2 separate regions of the Homo sapiens genome follow, and region 1 is linked to region 2. A link is an interaction called in ENCODE POLR2A ChIA-PET data of the cell type or tissue named here. Cell type or tissue: PC-3. All regions are shown on one strand. Links, peaks and the distances in the headings refer to the core of each region. The heading gives the core; the rest is flanking DNA.

What was found. ChIA-PET counts read pairs that join two places held together with the same protein. Peaks named below come from ENCODE experiments on the same cell type or tissue, not always from the same donor. Only the 100,000 strongest peaks of a DNase experiment are listed, where the experiment ranks them.
Region 1: POLR2A ChIA-PET joins it to region 2 with 5 read pairs; 2 of 35 experiments call an interaction of 5 or more read pairs at or near these places.

Annotation. Positions count from the first base shown.
Region 1 is chr20:9,222,295-9,226,693 of GRCh38, reverse strand. The region is part of intron 3 of PLCB4 (phospholipase C beta 4); the gene reads right to left. Among named protein-coding and RNA genes, the nearest start is that of PLCB4, 160 kb to the right of the region's middle. In PC-3, for the core only: no CTCF peak of the experiment used is centred there; no DNase peak of the experiment used is centred there.
Region 2 is chr20:8,858,052-8,862,450 of GRCh38, reverse strand. All of the region lies in intron 31 of PLCB1 (phospholipase C beta 1), which reads right to left. Among named protein-coding and RNA genes, the nearest start is that of RNU105B, 29 kb to the right of the region's middle. RefSeq lists a silencer at 3,655-3,949. In PC-3, for the core only: no CTCF peak of the experiment used is centred there; DNase peaks (open chromatin) are centred at 1,130 and 2,160; H3K4me3 peaks cover 767 bases; H3K27ac peaks cover 2,632 bases.

The DNA of each region.
Region 1 (4,399 bases), core at 180-4,179, 360 kb before region 2:
TCTGAGCCTCATGAAAATCTTGTTTTATAATATCAGCATCTATAGGAAAGGAAGGAAAATGGGGACGAAGATTCTCAGTATCTGCAATAAGAAAAGTCCTATAGATTCACCATCTCCCTGTCAATACTTCCAAAACCAATGAAAAAGGTAATACTGTGCTCATTTTACAGATGGGACAACCCAGGTCCCAGGTTTCAGAGCTCACATTCTTCCCACCACACTGTGATGTATCCAGCCAGGTGACAAATTTAAAAATCACCAAAATCATTCAGTTTTTCAATAAACTTCTACTTGCTCAGAAGAGTGAGTTAACTTCTATTTTTCTATTAGCTCAGTATGGGCTCTTTAACATACCTCCAATGCAAAAATGTAACGGCATCTATCCAAATTCTAGACCGCTTTATTATTACATGAGGAGTATAAAAAAACACAACTGTTGCAACAGTTTCTTACAGCTTATTTTTCACAGGAGGATTGCCTCCTCCCAGCTACCTGAATGGTCACTATAAAACCACCAGTCCTCCAGCCATACGGAAAGGGTCAGGAGATCACGTCAGCACTTTTACCAGCAGTGCCTCTGGAGTCTTCCTCAAACTGCTCTCTTCCTGCTTTTGTGACACTTGATTCCCCCCACAGGCCACAAAATATGGAAAGGAATGAAGCAGCTGATCTGCAAGGTGGTTGCAGCCAAGGTCACCGGCCGGTTCCTCTCCTGGGAGGGTTTATTTTAGTCTTCAGTCCTCAGCAAGCTGCCCTTTCCCACCTGAGGACAGCAAAGACAAGATGCCTGCTCTTCTTTTCATTTCAGAAAAGTAAAATAGTTAAGAACTTTTCAAATGCAACAATTTCCAATAACTTTAAACATTTTATTGATATATCAAAAAATAATCCAGGGAGCTGAACTGGATTTATATTGTTCCCTCTCTCTTATAGAAGCAGATAAAACAAAGCAAACATGCCCAATGCAGGGGAAAAAATCCATATTTCAGTTCTGGAAAAGATTCAGAATGCCCAATTTAACATGGGAGTGTGTGGAACAGGTGAGGAAACAAGAAATCCTATCTTTGGAATAAGTTCTTACTATTGCCACCACAAAGGCCCTCAGGAAATGACACAGAAAAACAACCGTAATACAATGACTTCAATAGCATACTCACAAGCAATATGTGACAAGCTCAAAGAAACTACAAAATCTAAGGGCAACGGCTAGAATTTTAGACTATTTTTCTAGACTCGACTGTTACATCTTTTCCAGGTCCCTTAAACCTTGAAGGTAAACTGAAGGTAGAACAATTAACAATGCTAATACAACCTTTTAAAAAGTTCACCTGAAAACCAAGACAAGCCTTAAGCATTTGTTAAGTAGGAAATGAACATTTTGTTTTCAAATGTATCCCACTACTATAATTTATGGTTAATGCTTCTCTTCTCTAACTTTTTCTTTTACAAAGTTGAAAAAAATTAATATTATGTATATTTATACAGCGTAAGTATATACTATGTGATATATATGGGTAGTATACCCATATACTTACCAGCTAGATTCTACAATGAACACTTTATGCTACTAGCTTTTTTGAATATCTAGCCCTTCATTCATCGGTCTATCCATCCATCAGCATTTTTTAATCCATTTCATAGTAAATAAGTTGCAGAACTCAGCATGCTTCACCTAAACTCTTACACAGCTGGCATTTCAATCTTTTCCAGTTGAAAGTATGACTTCACAAAAGAAAGGAGGGAAAAGAAAGCAAGTCAATGCTCACTATGCACCTAGTTTCAGAGCCCATGTTGAGGTAAAGATGAGATTGTGGCAAAGGAGAGGGATTTTCCTATGAAAACCAGGGCGAACAGTATTTGGTAGAATGTTGAGCTTAGCAACTGTTAGGAAAGTTCTCTCTCAAAGGTCATGGTGTTGGCCCCATGCTTTTCCCCTTTCCTTCTAATCACCTTGGGAAGAGAAACCCAGTTGGCCAGGGACAGCAAGAGACAGAGCAAAGGAGAATCAACCTAGAAATGGAAAGATGGTGAGAAAAACCTGGCAGTTGGCCAAACCGAAGAATTCTGTCTTCTGGAGATGACATCCTTAGGTGGAAAAGGTAAGACAAGTCTTTTCAGTAAGACCAGTAAGGGGTTAGAAAATTCTTCCTCCTTTTTGTTTTTGCTCTTTCTCTCTCCTCTCTCTCAATTGCTCCACAAATTAAAAAATGAGAGGAGAACAGCTGGGGTTGGTGTTTGCCCACTGCTTGGGAAGGCCTCTAACAATAAAGAAGGAAGATAATGAAAAATAAACAGAGGGCCAGGGTTGGCCATTTAGTGCCTAAGCAGAAGACTTCACATTTTGTTAAGGACTGTCCAGTCCAGCTTACTGGGTAAGGAGAGAAGAGAGAGCCACTGTATAGAAGGGTGCCCGGGAATGAAAGCTGTGCTCATACCACAGCGCTCCCAGAGCACAGCTCAAGAGAGCAAGATGGGTACAGGAGTGGCAATGGAGAGGGTCCCTGAGGCAGATGATATTGCCCAAAAATAGTTGCAATATTATCTTCGCACATTGTGACTTCAACACTCCTGTCTCTGAGAGTTGAACTCATAAGTCTCTTCCCTTTGAAACTGGGCAGACGCCATTTTGCTTTCCATGATTTCAGGTACCCAAGGTCAACCACAGTCCAAAAGTACGAAATGGAAAATTCCCGAGATAATTCATAAGCTTTAAATTGTATCCCATTCTGAGGAACACAATGCAATCTCTCACATCCAGAAGCATCCTTTTGTCTAGCTTATCCATGCTGTACACTCTAGCTACCCACTCATTGGCCACTAGTAGTTATCTTGATTATCAGATAGAAGAAATGTAACATATATAAAATTCAGTACTTAACACAGTTTCAAGCATCTACTGCGGGTCTTGGGACGTAACCCCTACAGATAAGAGAGGACTACTGTAATGTGATAGACGTGACCATGCATGACTTCCAAGGCCAAGTCATAAAGCAATGCTGCTTCCACCTGGTTGGACAGAATAATCACACTGAAGCCCAGGCAGGCTGTCCCCCTGCTCTGAAGCTGCCATGCTATGAGAATAAAGCTGCCCATGAAGAGAGACCACATAGAAAAGACCACATGAGACTGGGTGAGGAGGAAGAAACGCTGAGCCATACCAGCTGCCTGCTCTTCCAGCGTCAGCTGCCACCTGACTGCAACTGCATGAAAGAACTCAAGCCAGAAATGCACAGCCGGGCCCTTCCCTAACTCCTGACCACAGAAAAACTGAGAGGTAAAAAGGTGACTGCTGTTGTTTGCAGCCACTATATCTTCAAGTGACTTCTTACACAACAATAAATAACCAGAATAGGTCCCAACGTATATACTATATCATGGTGATATCTCATTTCATGTACTGCAAAATTCGACTCTTTGAGTCTGGTATCAGTTTGGCCACTAACTATACCTTTCTCATTGTATATGTAACACTCCAGCCCCATGAGTTTGCATAAAAGTATTATACCCAAACTTTTCTAGAATCCTCCCCCAAAACACACGATATACATATATAGATTTTTTTCCCATTGAAATTCCCTCCCTTTCCTCTTTAAAATTTTTCTACTTTCTACCCTCCATTCAAGGCCCACTATCTTCTAAGTGACCTTTGAAGGTTATCAGTGACATCTGAGCTGCCAAACCTAAATGTTTTAATCCTAATTCATGTACAACAGGGCACTAAATCCAAAAATGGAAGTAGCAATAGCACCTCAAGGACAGATCAGCTCACTCTCTCTGGACCACGGTGCTGCCTCATTTCCTTACTGAGTAGTGTTACCAAGCTGGGAGATTCAGAAGCACTGACTAAGAGTCTTATTCAAACAGAATAAGGCCTTTTACCAGAGTTTCTCTATAATATTCTAAAGTTGCACTGGCCAATATGGTACCACGAGCCAAATGTTGCTTTTGAGCACTGAAATATGGCTAGTCTTGAAAGCCGTTTTAAGTACAAAATATTCAGTGGACAAAAAAAGGTAAAACCTCCATAATGTTTACATTGATTAAATGTTGAAATAATTATTTGGATATGCTAAGTTAAATATGTAACTAAAATTAATTTCACCTGTGATTTTGGACATTCCAGCCTCCAGTTTAGGCTGCTGTAACCTCTTTCTTTTCGCTGTCTTAATGAAGCTACAAGAAAATTCAAAATGTTCTATGTTGTTCACGTAATATTTCTATTGGACAGTGTTGGCTGGTCTAGGACATCAGGTGAACAATCATGAAATTTTGTGCTGTACTGAATCGAAGGCACCCAAGAGGGCTGGGCACAGTAGCTCATGCCTGTCATCCTGGCGCTTTGAAAGGCTAAGTTGGAAGGATCACTTGAGGTCAGGAACTCCAAACCAGCCTCGTCAAC
Region 2 (4,399 bases), core at 89-4,088:
CCTAACCTGCTATGAAGCTATTTCCAAACGGAGAAGAGAAATTGATGTACAGGAGAAAAGACAGGCTGCGAATAAAATGTGCCCAGCATAGTGATGATACACATTCATTTTCCGCTTCATCCAGCAGCATATGGAATAGACGGATAAACTAAAATGCCAGTTGGTCCTGGTGTTTTTGTTACATAACATTTCAAGTGAAAGAACAGGTTGTCAAGAAAAATTATGCTGAAATTTAAATAAATAAATCATGCATGACATAGTGAGTATATTCAAAAGCAGTTTATCCCATCAAAACAAGACTAAATGTATTCTACAAGAGGAAATATATTACTGTGCTGTATTCAGTAGCAGAAATATAAATAGTATCCTTAAGAAAATAGCTTTTGCATTAAAATAATAATTAAATAATAACATAATGCCAGTCTATTTTTAAAGGAAATACAATTTTAAAGAAAAGTCTTCTGCATTAAAATAAATATCTAATATCCAGTTGTCCCAATGTATGTTTTCAATGTTTTCCAATAAGTCAAGTTAATCAAGTTCCAATAAATCAATGTACATTTTCATTGTTTTTCCAATAAATCAATGTTTCCCAGTAAATCAAGTTAATTAAATTGTTTCCATCAGCCTGCCTTTTTAATTTTATTTAAGTTCTAGATTTTTATAAAGATGGGGTTTTGCTACATTGCCCAAGTTGATCTCTTTTTTTTTTTTTTTTTTTTGAGGTAGAGTCTCACTCTGTCACCAGGCTGGAGTGCAGTGGCACGATCTCACCTCACTGCAAGCTCCGCCTCCCGGGTTCAAGCGATTCTCCTGCCTCAGCCGCCCGAGTAGCTGGGACTACAGGCGCGCGCCACCATGCCCAGCTAATTTTTGTATTTTTAGTAGAGACGGGGTTTCACCATGTTGGCCAAGATGGTCTCAATCTCTTGACCTCGTGATCCACCTGCCTTGGCCTTCCAAAGTGCTGGGATTACAGGCGTGAGCCTCTCAAAGTGCTGGGATTACAGGCATGAGCCATGATGCCTGGGCTAGCCTGCCTTTTAACCAAATGTTTTATCTCAAAGAAAATGACTGAACTCACCAACTAATGACTTATCCTTTGTTCTGTCCCAAACAAACATAATAAGTGTATGATTCTTTACTAACATTTCCTGTGCCTTGATCACATATCATTAATACAAACACACAAGTTAAACTTGTTTGCTTTATACAAGTATGTTTGCATTTCCTACTTGGGATACAAATACAACCAACATTTTTTAAGTAGAAACGCCACTTATCAAGACATATAACCTGATTAAAAACATAGCCTTTTAGATTAAAATATAATCAGAAAGAAAACTGGTGATTTGGTTTTCCCTCACCTTTGCTCACCCATTAATTTCTATTCACCTTCTTCTTCCACTACCCTAAAATATGTATATTTATTTAATAAATCAGTAACCAACTTCTTTGGAAAATGTCCAACAGAATAAAATTGCAATATTTGTCTGTCAAATCAAACATGGACATGATGATGGTATTGATACCTCTAAGAAAGTTGTGTCCACCATGATGTCACAACACTGAGTTGAAAGTCAAAAAACTGATTGAAATTACTTAGTTTCAAATCAAAACTAGTTTGAAAACTAATTAATGATTGTTCTGTCAGTATATGAACTCTTCCCTGTGAGTCTTCTTTAGACATCAGGGAGCTCATAATTCAAGAAACACATGAGAATGCACTGACATTATACTAATTTCTCAAAGAGGAATAGATCTGAAGATGTCTCTCCTGATTCAGCCAGCCTGAGTCCCTGTGGAGATGAATGGATTACTTTAATTAATCAGTGAAATAACTAATGAATATTTATTGGGGACCTACTAATGTAAACAAATGGCTCTGTGGTATTTGGTTTGGGGAGTCTTGAACAGTATAAAACTGTTACCTCTTAAAGGTTAGAAACTGAAAATAAAATTAGTGAGCCAAGGCAAAGTTAAATAATAACACGAGCTAGTCATATAAGGTGAAATGCCAAATCAGTGATATGCACAGTGTTTTGAATTCAGGAACTGTGAATCACTGTGGTAGGACTTGTCTCTGAGTTAATCTATAAAACCAAAGCTTCAAGTTACACCATATGGAAATGAACTTATTGCCAGTGTCTTAAGCACAAAGCTTTTCTTCAGTAGGCCCTTGGGAGCTATTCTGTAATAGTTATCAAATAACAATGACTACTACTATAAATATTTATTGAGCATTTACTATATCCTGGCACTAGGTTAAATGATTAGCAGGGATTATCTGCAAGGATTACCTCTGTGAATTCTCCCATTATTCGCTGGAGTAAATATTATGAGCATTTTATGGTTAAGCAACACAGCTGGTAAATGATGAAGTCAGAATTCAAACTCAGTTATTCTGACTCCACAGTCTCCAATTACTTATAATAATCTCTTCTCCTATCAGGCTTTAACAAAAAGCCCACATATTTATATTCTCTCAATGACTCCCTAGAATGGAAAGTTAGTGGAAGCTTTTATATACAATAAAGAAAGAATAAAGGCAAGATTAATATGTATTATCATGGTAGGTAGAGTGGAGAAAAGTATATTATGTCTTTTTTTTTTCTTCCCTCTCCTACTCCCACTGTATTTTCCAGGTTTCACCACATTCTAGAAAACATTTATTCAGTTGAATAACCCATCACCTTTGAAGACATTTAACTTGCTCCAATAGACCCCAAGCTAGAGTCTACCCTGTGGAAAAGACTTCAACAAGAAATACCTGAGCAACATTTCAGAATTAGAAGGAGATCCTTAAAACATCCAGAAAGATTGAAAAAATAGCCAGCTTTCTTGAATTACTAGAAGACTGAAGTTAAAAAAAAAACCAAAAGGTTTTCAAAAGCTAACCATGATGCCATCTCTAGAAGGAAAAGTTATTCAATTCAGCTGTGCGGGAGAGCAGAACTTTAGAAAGCCTTGCTACTCAAAGTGTGGTCCTAGGACCAGTAGTATCACTTCAGGCCCACTCCAGATCTACTGAATGAGAATTTGCATATTAACAAGATCCACAGGTAATCCACATACACATCACATTTTTGGAAACATGAGTTTAAAGGTAATTGTTATGATTTTCTTAATGTGGATTTGAAGCTGAAAGTGTTTAGACTGAACTATTTGGAACAATGTTCTATTTGTGAGCAGATGTTATTTATAAATATTCTGGATTCGGTGCTTCTTTATTAATTAAAGTTCTTGAGCCAATCAAGAACAAGCTAACTCTTCCTAAGTGCTGGCCTTAGAAGTAGATGAACCAATTAAGAATCAGTCCCTACTTCCAAAGCGGAAACCTTGAGGAAGAGGGACCAGCAAAGAGGTAGCAGGCCACCAACCTCAGGGCTTCTGAGTTGGAAGTGTGTTGCCCAGTTTCCTTGCCCAGGTGGCAATCTGAGAGATTATCTTATCCCTCCAAACAAGAGGTATGTCAGGAGGCTAAAGAGGAACTATCTGTCCCACTTCCACTACTCTAATTTTTTTTTTTTTTTTTTTTGCACACTCAAATTGCCAGAGTTTGAGAACACTACCCTAAGAACAAGAGTTGGGAAAAAGGGAATGGCCTTCTTTGTCTACTGAACCCCTTTTTAAAACAAGATCCTATTTTAAGAGCCTAGCATTAGGGTATGTTCAGTTCATCTGGTCACCTCTAAGTAAGTGAGCAAGGAAGACTTGTGAGCTGTTTACACTGTTGAAATATTCCTATGACCCTATCTCCCTTTAGGACTCGAAGCTATGAAAACAAGCCATGTGAAGGTCAGTGCTGTAGTCCATTGAACCCATCAGTGGAAGTGACCCCAGTGGAATCATACAATCTCTGCACACTCACACTGTAGAGAGCCTACATCTTGGAAAAGGTCCAAGACTCCCCGAGGGATCTCACTTGGACTGCTGCAGCCTTATGCCATTTAGATTTGAATGATTTTTGTGTTATTCTAGCCAGGGCCATCCCTGTCCTATCATTGGAATTTAAACATTTCCATTACTACACAACATCAGGGTCTACTGCCAAAAGAAAATGTTCTTTGAAATTATTCTTGTAACTTGTCAGAACAATTTAGATTTCCTGAGTTTGTGATATTTAGATGCTATTACTGAGGACAAGTCCATACCTAAATATTTCATAATGAACACAGGAGCCGCATTACCAAAACTGCTTGTAACAAGAGCAGGCCGTGGTGTGTGTGTGTGAGTGCAAATGAAACAGTATTTAGTTTATGTTTTGACTGCTAAACCTTTAATCTATTTCAGATCCTGGGGTAGTTAAGGATTGGCTAAATAGGCCTCAAGTAAAGCTAACAATAAAAATTAAATAAAAATTTAATTCAAATACTTAAAATTATGAAACTTATTCAAA